Regions from separate parts of the Homo sapiens genome. Here region 2 is linked to region 1. The links are chromatin contacts, found by Hi-C in ENCODE. All regions are on one chromosome and are shown on one strand. The core of a region is the stretch at or near the end of the contact, and the rest is flanking DNA. Distances in the headings are between cores, read along the strand shown. Region 1 holds the start of PITPNA (phosphatidylinositol transfer protein alpha). Region 2 holds the start of TSR1 (TSR1 ribosome maturation factor).

The links. A loop is a pair of places that touch in the nucleus more often than their neighbours do. Pooled maps may share reads with other maps.
Region 2: a pooled map shows a loop between it and region 1 (5-fold over the local background). The contact joins the promoter of TSR1 here to the promoter of PITPNA in region 1. A Hi-C loop is called at or near these places in 5 of 50 pooled maps.

The regions. Positions count from the first base shown.
Region 1 is chr17:1,560,557-1,564,361 of GRCh38, reverse strand. It overlaps PITPNA (phosphatidylinositol transfer protein alpha), which reads left to right and starts at 1,570. Exons shown (of 12, transcript NM_006224.4): 1 at 1,570-1,821. The coding sequence starts at 1,802. RefSeq lists silencers at 1,398-1,677, 1,748-1,797, 2,278-2,407 and enhancers at 1,250-1,749, 2,518-2,617, 3,532-3,805.
Region 2 is chr17:2,334,339-2,337,928 of GRCh38, reverse strand. It overlaps TSR1 (TSR1 ribosome maturation factor), which reads left to right and starts at 1,472. Exons shown (of 15, transcript NM_018128.5): 1 at 1,472-1,598; 2 at 1,789-1,892; 3 at 2,199-2,418; 4 at 2,535-2,669; 5 at 3,033-3,457. The coding sequence starts at 1,502. SGSM2 (small G protein signaling modulator 2) reads right to left here and starts at 428. Exons shown (of 24, transcript NM_014853.3): 1 at 184-428. The coding sequence starts at 240. RefSeq lists silencers at 1-54, 85-184, 285-394, 495-804, 835-964 and an enhancer at 1,195-1,304.

The sequences.
Region 1 (3,805 bases), core at 321-2,820:
TGCCAGCCTGTCTTGCCTGTGTTCTCAGAGAAGACAGTACCGTCCACCCCGGCTCCCAGGCCAGAGACCTCGCTGCTTTTCTCTCCTCCTCTCAGCCAATGAGTCAACAAGTCTCACGGAGTTTACCTTCTGAGTTGCTCCTGAATCCATCCCTTCCTTTTCTTCCCTCCCACTGTCCTAGTCCACCTGCACCTGGACATCTGCAGCAGCCTCCTCGCCGGTCTCCCTGCCTACGCTCTGGCATTCCATCCCCTCTGTCCACCCAACCACTAGAGTGAGCCTTCGCCCAGGACACCCGCTCATGTCACTGCTCAGAGCCCTTACATGCCCTCCCACCGCCCTTAGGGTGGACTCCAAATACCTTATCATCGTTCACCAGGAACCCTCCCCTATTGAGCTGCTCAGCCCTGAAATGTTCTGTTCCACTCACTTGTCAGTTCTCCAAATGCACCATGCTCTCCCTCTTGCCTCCAGCCTTTGCATTCACTCTGCCTGCTATGCTCTTCTCCGAAGCCCTCTGCAGATCTGAGAATCTCTTCCTCCAGGAAGCCTTCCCTGACTACATCCCTGACGCTCAATTAGGTGCCCCTCCGTGTAATGCCGCTAAGCCTGTGTCTCATTTCTCACAGCCCTTTTCATTCTTTTTTTTTTTTTTTTTTTTGATGCAGAGTCTCGCTCTGTCGCCCCAGCTGGAGTGCAATGGTGCGATCTCGGCTCACTGCAACCTCCGCCTCCAGGGTTCAAGCGATTCTCCTGCCTCATCCTCCCGAGCAGCTGGGACTACCACCACCACGTCCACCACCACGCCCGGCTAATTTTTGTACTTTTAGTAGAGATGGGGTTTCGCCATCTGGTCTGGAACTCCTGACCTCAGGTGATGCGCCCGCCTGAGTGCTGCATTACAGGCATGATGTGCCTGGGATTACTGCCAGGAGCCACCGCGCCCGGCCTCACAGCCCTTTTCTTTTCTTTTTTTTTTTTTTGAGACGAAGTTTCACTCTTGTCCCCCAGGCTGGAGTGCAATGGCGCGATCGCGATCTCGGCTCACTGCAAACTCTGCCTCCCGGTACAAGCGATTCTCCCGCCTCAGCCTCCCGTGTAGCTGGGATTACAGGTGCGTGCCTCCACGCCCAGCTAATTTTTGTATTTTTAGTAGAGACGGGGTTTCATCATGTTGGCCAGGCTGGTCTCGAACTCCTGACCTCAGGTGATCCGCCCGCCTCGGCCTCCCAAGGTGCAAGGATTACAGGCGTGGGCCACCGCGCGCGGCTATTAATATTTTTTGAAACAACCTTTTCCTGGGTCTCAATTCCCTCAACCGGGGAGGCCCCCCAGCCAGCACCCGCGTGCATCCGTGGCGGTTCACACCGAGGACGGTGACGGACACCCTAGTCTGCTCCGCCTTCTGCCGGGTCTGGCCCCAGCCGCGGGGCCCCACCTCGGAACCGACAGCGCCGCCGCGGCCCACTTAAGGACGGGAGGGCGGGCCTGGGAAGGCTCGGCCCCGCGTGACGTCAGCGCGCACCGCGGCGTGTGACGCTCTGGTTGCCGCAGAGACGCCCCGCCCCCGCGCGGCGCTGCGGAACCGGAGCTCCGGGCGGCGTCGGCAGCGGCGCGAGAGGCGACGAGGCCCGGGCGGCAGGAGCCGGCGCGGCGACCGCGGCGAGGGCGGCGGGGACGGAGCAGAGCACGACGAAGACGCACAGGCAGCCGGGCCGGGCCGGGCCACGGGGAGAGCGGCCGGCGGGCAGCGGGCGGGAGGCCGGGCGGGCCGCGGGCAGCCACCGAGCCGCGAAGCGACATGGTGCTGCTCAAGGAGTAGTGAGTGTCCGGCGGCCGTGCGGAAGCGGGGAGGAGGGAGGGTGGGGACGGCCGCCGGGGCGACGGCGCGGCGAGGGACGCAGGGCCCGGATGGACGGAGGGGCAGCAGGGACGGAGGGTGCCTGAGGCGGGCCCAGCGGGGATGGAGGGGATCCGGGGCGGGCGGCACGTGAGGCGGGGCCCACGGGGCACGGAGGGGCGGCCGGGGCGTGGAGGGGCGGCCGGGGCGTGGAGGGGCAGCCGGGGCGTTCGGCATCTGAGCCGGGGCCCACGGGGCATGGACGGGCAGCCGGGGCATGGAGGGGCCCACGGGCACGGAGGGACAACCCGGGCGGACGGCTCCTCAGGCGCCCCGGGGGCCTCGGAGGCCCAAGTGGACCCGAGGAGAGGCCGGGGACAGCGAGGGCGAGGCCAGGCCCGAGACGGGGTCAGGGCAGGGAGAGCTGGCCCGGGACTGGGGGAGGCCGAGGGGACGCCGAGCGCTGGGAGTGCTGTGGGGTCGCTCTGCGCGGGCCGAGGGCGCGGGCTCAGCCGGGACTGCAGGCGGCGCTGAGAGGCCCCGCGGCGGCCGAGGAAGAGGCGCACCGGGGCAGGCAGGGCCTCCCGGCGGTGGGGAAAGGTGGAGGGCCGAACAGTTCACACGGAGAGCCGGGTGGATGGGTCAGAGGCTCCGCGATGGAGTTGGGATGGGGATGGGGAGGAGTGGCCGCCTTAGGCATCGGGTGAGGGGTGGTGGTAAGTGGACACAGGAGGAGGACTAGGAAGTCAGGGCCTGGCTGGGGAGACAGGTGAAGGGTCTGAGGACATGCAGAGGGGGCTGAGATGCGGGCCGGAGTAACCGTGGTGCCCAAGCAGCTGGTGCGGAAGAGGAGGCTTTTGGAACAAGCTTGGGATGACTGCTTGGGACGTGGGGAGACTTGGGCGAGGAGGCCAGAAAATGTTGGGTAGGGTCCGAAGTGGAGAAGGCCGGGAAGTTACCGGGGTCGAGGCTGGTCCGGAAAGAGAGTATGTTGGGATGAGTATACCTGCCGTTGGAGATGGGGGAGACCAGGGCAGGGCCAGCTTGTTTCTAGGGGATTCTCAGTCTTGGTGCAAAGAGATGGGGAAATTCTTTGAGGAATTGAGGGGTCCATGGAGCCGTGAACTGAGGAGAGATGGTGGAAGGGGTGGGGAGCTCTTGAGTAGTGAAGAGGGGTGCGTGGGAAACTGGTGACTTCTGGAAGGAGTTGCAGGATGACGGGTTTGCTCCTGAAATCCAGGGGACTGGGGGACAGGTGGAGATGTTTGGTGTGCTAAATCTTTCAAGTACAAGATGAGCCATCGTTGAAGCTCAGGGTTCCAAGTAAGCATCACAGGACATTTTTCTCCCCAAAGAGGAGAGATAGGATGGGTGTGTGTGTGTGTGTGCGTGTGCGTGTGTGCACAGAATTTACAGTGAAACTGCTTTCCTGGAGGGAGGGCCAGAAGCCCCAGGAGTGGGAGATGGTCAAACAGAGAGCAACTTGTGAGGCAGCCAGGCAGGTGTGCAGAGAGCTCTTGCCACTTTGTCAGCGATCGCACTTTGACCATCCCCACCAGGCTGGCTCCTTGGAGGTGCTTAGGACATTTAGGACATAGAGTGGAGTTTGGGTAACAGAGGGAGCTGAGACCCACATGTCATCCCAGCTAAACACCTCATCTGAAGAGCATTATTTTGAGGCCTCATCCCCTCTGTTTCTTGACATCCAGTCTGATGTTAATTCAGCCAGGGCTCGGAGCTTTTCCTGGTGAGGAGGAAGAACTTTACGATGCCAACAGGAGAACGTGGTGCACTTTAGATTTTAATCTTCAGTGTCCAGACTGACAGGCTTTTCCCATCCTTCTGATTCTTTTTCCTGTTCCCAAATGAACCCTAGAATCTGTAGAAATCTGTGGTTTTGAAATGAAGGTCAGGCAGGGAAAGGAAGGGACCTTCAGAGGAGATCTGAGTGAGGTTTGAAGAGAG
Region 2 (3,590 bases), core at 223-2,722, 770 kb before region 1:
GCAGAGGGGCGCTGCCCTCCCCCATCCGAGAAAGGGGAAGGAGGCGCAGCCCGTCCAGGACCCGCCCCGCCCGGCCCAGGTTCGGCCCGGGTGCCCGCGCCGGGGGGTGGGCGCGGACCTTTCTGCCCCCTGGGCCGCGCGGGCCAGGGCGCGAGCCCCCCGGGGTTCTTGACTCGACTTTACCTCCTTCTTCACGTTCCACAGCAGTTTCTCTTTGACTGCGTCCTCTGCGCTGCCCATGGTGTGGCAGGAGGCGGCGCCGAGCGGTCCTCAGAGCCCCCGCGCCCTCGCCGCCTCCGCGCCTCTCGGCTCAGCGCCCCACGCGCAAGGCGGAGCCCCCGCCCGCCGCGCTCCCGGCCCGCCGCCGCCGCCGCCGCCGCAGCCACTGCCCGGTGCTCGGCTCCGCAGCCATCTTCCGAGCCCCGCACAGACGTCAGGCGGCAGGCCCGGCCCCTTCCCACAGCCGGAGGGGGGTTGCGCACAGCGACGGGGGATCGGGGCGGGGAGAGGCCGTGCGCGCCTAGGGGCGGCAGACCCGGGCGCGCGCCACGGGGGTCGCTGTCATGGCAACGCACCCGCTCCCGCATGGAGGGCGCGAAGCCGCATTGTGAGCGCTGGCCCTGGAGCCCGCGGCCCCGCGGCTGAGAGCGAGCCTCGGTCCCGCTGAAGCTCCCCTGACTTCTGCCTGCTCCCTCTCCCGACGGGACGGAAAGGGCCGGGGCTCGGGCATGGGGTCCCCTGCGGTCCGAGCCTGCCCACGGCGAAGCCGGTGCAGCCTGGCCCCGTGACCCCTCTGAATCCCCGTCCGGCCGTCGCCGTGCAGTTGTCAAGTTTCTGGGAAGATTAGTGGGAGCGCAGCCGCCCGAGCCCGACGGCCGGAGGGTCGCGGCCAGTCCCCCTTGCCGGGTCGCCACGTCCCACAAGGTCCTTCCCGGCCGCTCCGTGGGAGGCGGGGCGCAGGTTGGAGTAACAGGGACGGGCTTGAGCTGGTACGGAACCGGGCAAGGTGAGAGAAGTGTCTTCCACGCGATTCCCAAGCCTCGCTAGGGAATCGAGGGAGAAGAAAGGTTGCTCAGAGTGATAAAGAACATGCCGTTGCAAACGGAAGAGCAACGTGCCCGAATCTAGGTGACAGGAAGGGCTTAGGCCTTTTCGGCACGAATGGAGCCTTCCAGTCAACATGCTTCTACGTGATGCAGCTTTATAGCGCAAAAAAATGACAATGCAAGGGGTACAAACAGCCCTGCTAGACCAACAGCCCGAGCCTCGACAGTCTACATCCGGCGCCTTCAAGCCCCCAACCACACACTGCGAAGTGGGAAAAGTTCCCAGCGCGGCTTGGCGAACCCGCTAACACGGCGCTCTCACGAGCTGCTGGAAAAGACCTTCGCGAGAGGGCGCAGGGAGTCCCGCTCCCTGGAGGGCCCGCCCCCTTGGAGGGGACCGGAAGCGCTTGTCCTGGCCCGGAAGCAGTGCTGACTCCGTACACGCGCGCTGCGGCATGGCGGCCCACCGCCCCGGCCCGCTCAAGCAGCAGAATAAAGCTCATAAAGGCGGACGGCATCGGGGTCGGGGATCTGCACAGCGGGACGGCAAGGGTAAGGAGATAACGTAGAAGGAATAAGGGCTATTTGGCCGTTATTAACTCTTTTTCCTCATGCCCAGACTGAGCTTCTGTCTCCCGTCTGGGCTCCACGCGAAAGGCCCTTTCTAAGGTGGGCGGAGAGGAGTCCCTTTTCTTGACCTTGTGGGGCCGATCACACCAGCCCCTTCTAATCTGCCATTCAGGCCGTCTGGCACTGAAAACCCTAAGCAAGAAGGTGAGAAAAGAACTCAGCAGAGTCGACCAGAGGCATCGCGCCAGCCAGCTCCGAAAGCAGAAGAAGGAGGCGGTGAGAGGAGCGGGATTTGGGAGAATGCGGCTTCTCTGGTGTTCTAGGTGGCTAATGCCTCGAAGTGGAAAATGAGACCGGGAGGAGGGTCCAGGGACAGAGCATAGCCCTAGAGCACGTGTCGAGCGTGCAGGTCTAGCATTCTTTGCTTTGGTCAGAATTCCTGCCACCCCGCTGGCATACCTGTGGTCTTTTACTAGAGAGATGCTGGTTTTGGGTAGGGGGAGCATCTGTGGGAGTGGAAATGCAATGCTGGAGTGAAGTACTGAGACACTGAGATGTTCTCGGATATCTTTCTATTTTCAGGTTCTGGCAGAGAAGAGACAGCTGGGTGGCAAGGATGGCCCTCCTCATCAGGTACTGGTGGTGCCCCTGCACAGCAGAATTTCCCTGCCAGAGGCCATGCAGCTGCTTCAAGATAGGGACACTGGAACAGTACACTTGAATGAATTGGGAAACACCCAGAACTTTATGCTGCTGTGCCCCCGCTTGAAACATCGGTGGTTTTTCACCTCAGCAAGGCCAGGTTAGAGTATACACCAATATTTTGTATTATGTTTGAGTAGTGGTATTTTTTTTTTTTTTTTTTAGAATAATGTGCTGGTGCCAACCACCTCTTCTTACTGTGTCTTCTATCTGCAGGGGATCTGCACGTTGTGTTAGACATGGCTAAAGTAGCTGATACCATCCTGTTCCTCCTTGATCCACTAGAAGGCTGGGACAGCACCGGTGATTACTGTCTTTCCTGCCTCTTTGCTCAGGGCCTTCCGACCTATAGTAAGTGAGTTAGCATTTATTGTGCACCTTTAATTTGTCAGGCACTATGCCTGGTATTTGATACAGGAATACAACTGATGGATCATATTCAGCTGGTGGTGGGATGTACACATATGGATTAAACTTGATCCATTGTTTACAGATTATCACTCAGGGTGTCTTTTTGTTTTTGGCTGTCCTTTGCCCAGAGAAACAAGGATATGAAGTTTGATTTCACTGTGAAATTCCTTCAGGGTAGTTCAGTGTTGGGCTTCCCAGTGATCTCTGGGCTTGCAACTGAGCTATTAGGTTGTTTGTGAACTGCAGAGGGATTTTTATGTAATGAAGCAGTAGGTCATGAAGCGTTTTCTCTTTCGCTTACAGCACTAGCTGTCCAGGGGATTTCTGGCCTCCCACTGAAGAAACAAATAGATACCAGGAAGAAGCTAAGTAAAGCAGTGGAGAAGCGCTTTCCGCATGACAAACTCCTCTTGTTAGACACTCAACAGGAGGCAGGGATGCTGCTTAGGCAGTTGGCTAACCAGAAGCAACAGCATCTTGCTTTTCGAGATCGGCGGGCCTACCTATTTGCCCATGCTGTTGATTTTGTTCCTAGTGAAGAGAATAACTTGGTGGGCACCTTGAAAATTTCAGGCTATGTTCGAGGGCAGACTCTGAATGTCAATAGGTTGCTGCATATCGTTGGATATGGTGATTTCCAGATGAAACAGATAGATGCCCCCGGAGACCCTTTCCCTTTAAATCCTAGAGGAATTAAACCCCAAAAGGACCCAGACATGGCAATGGAGGTAAGACTGATATTCTTAATTCATGTTCATATGAAAGTTGGCACAGGAAGGAAACTTAAATTCAGAGAAGATAGTCTGTACACTTAGGTGAATGAGGAGACTGCTAGTCTGAAGTAAGGCAATAGTCAGTTAT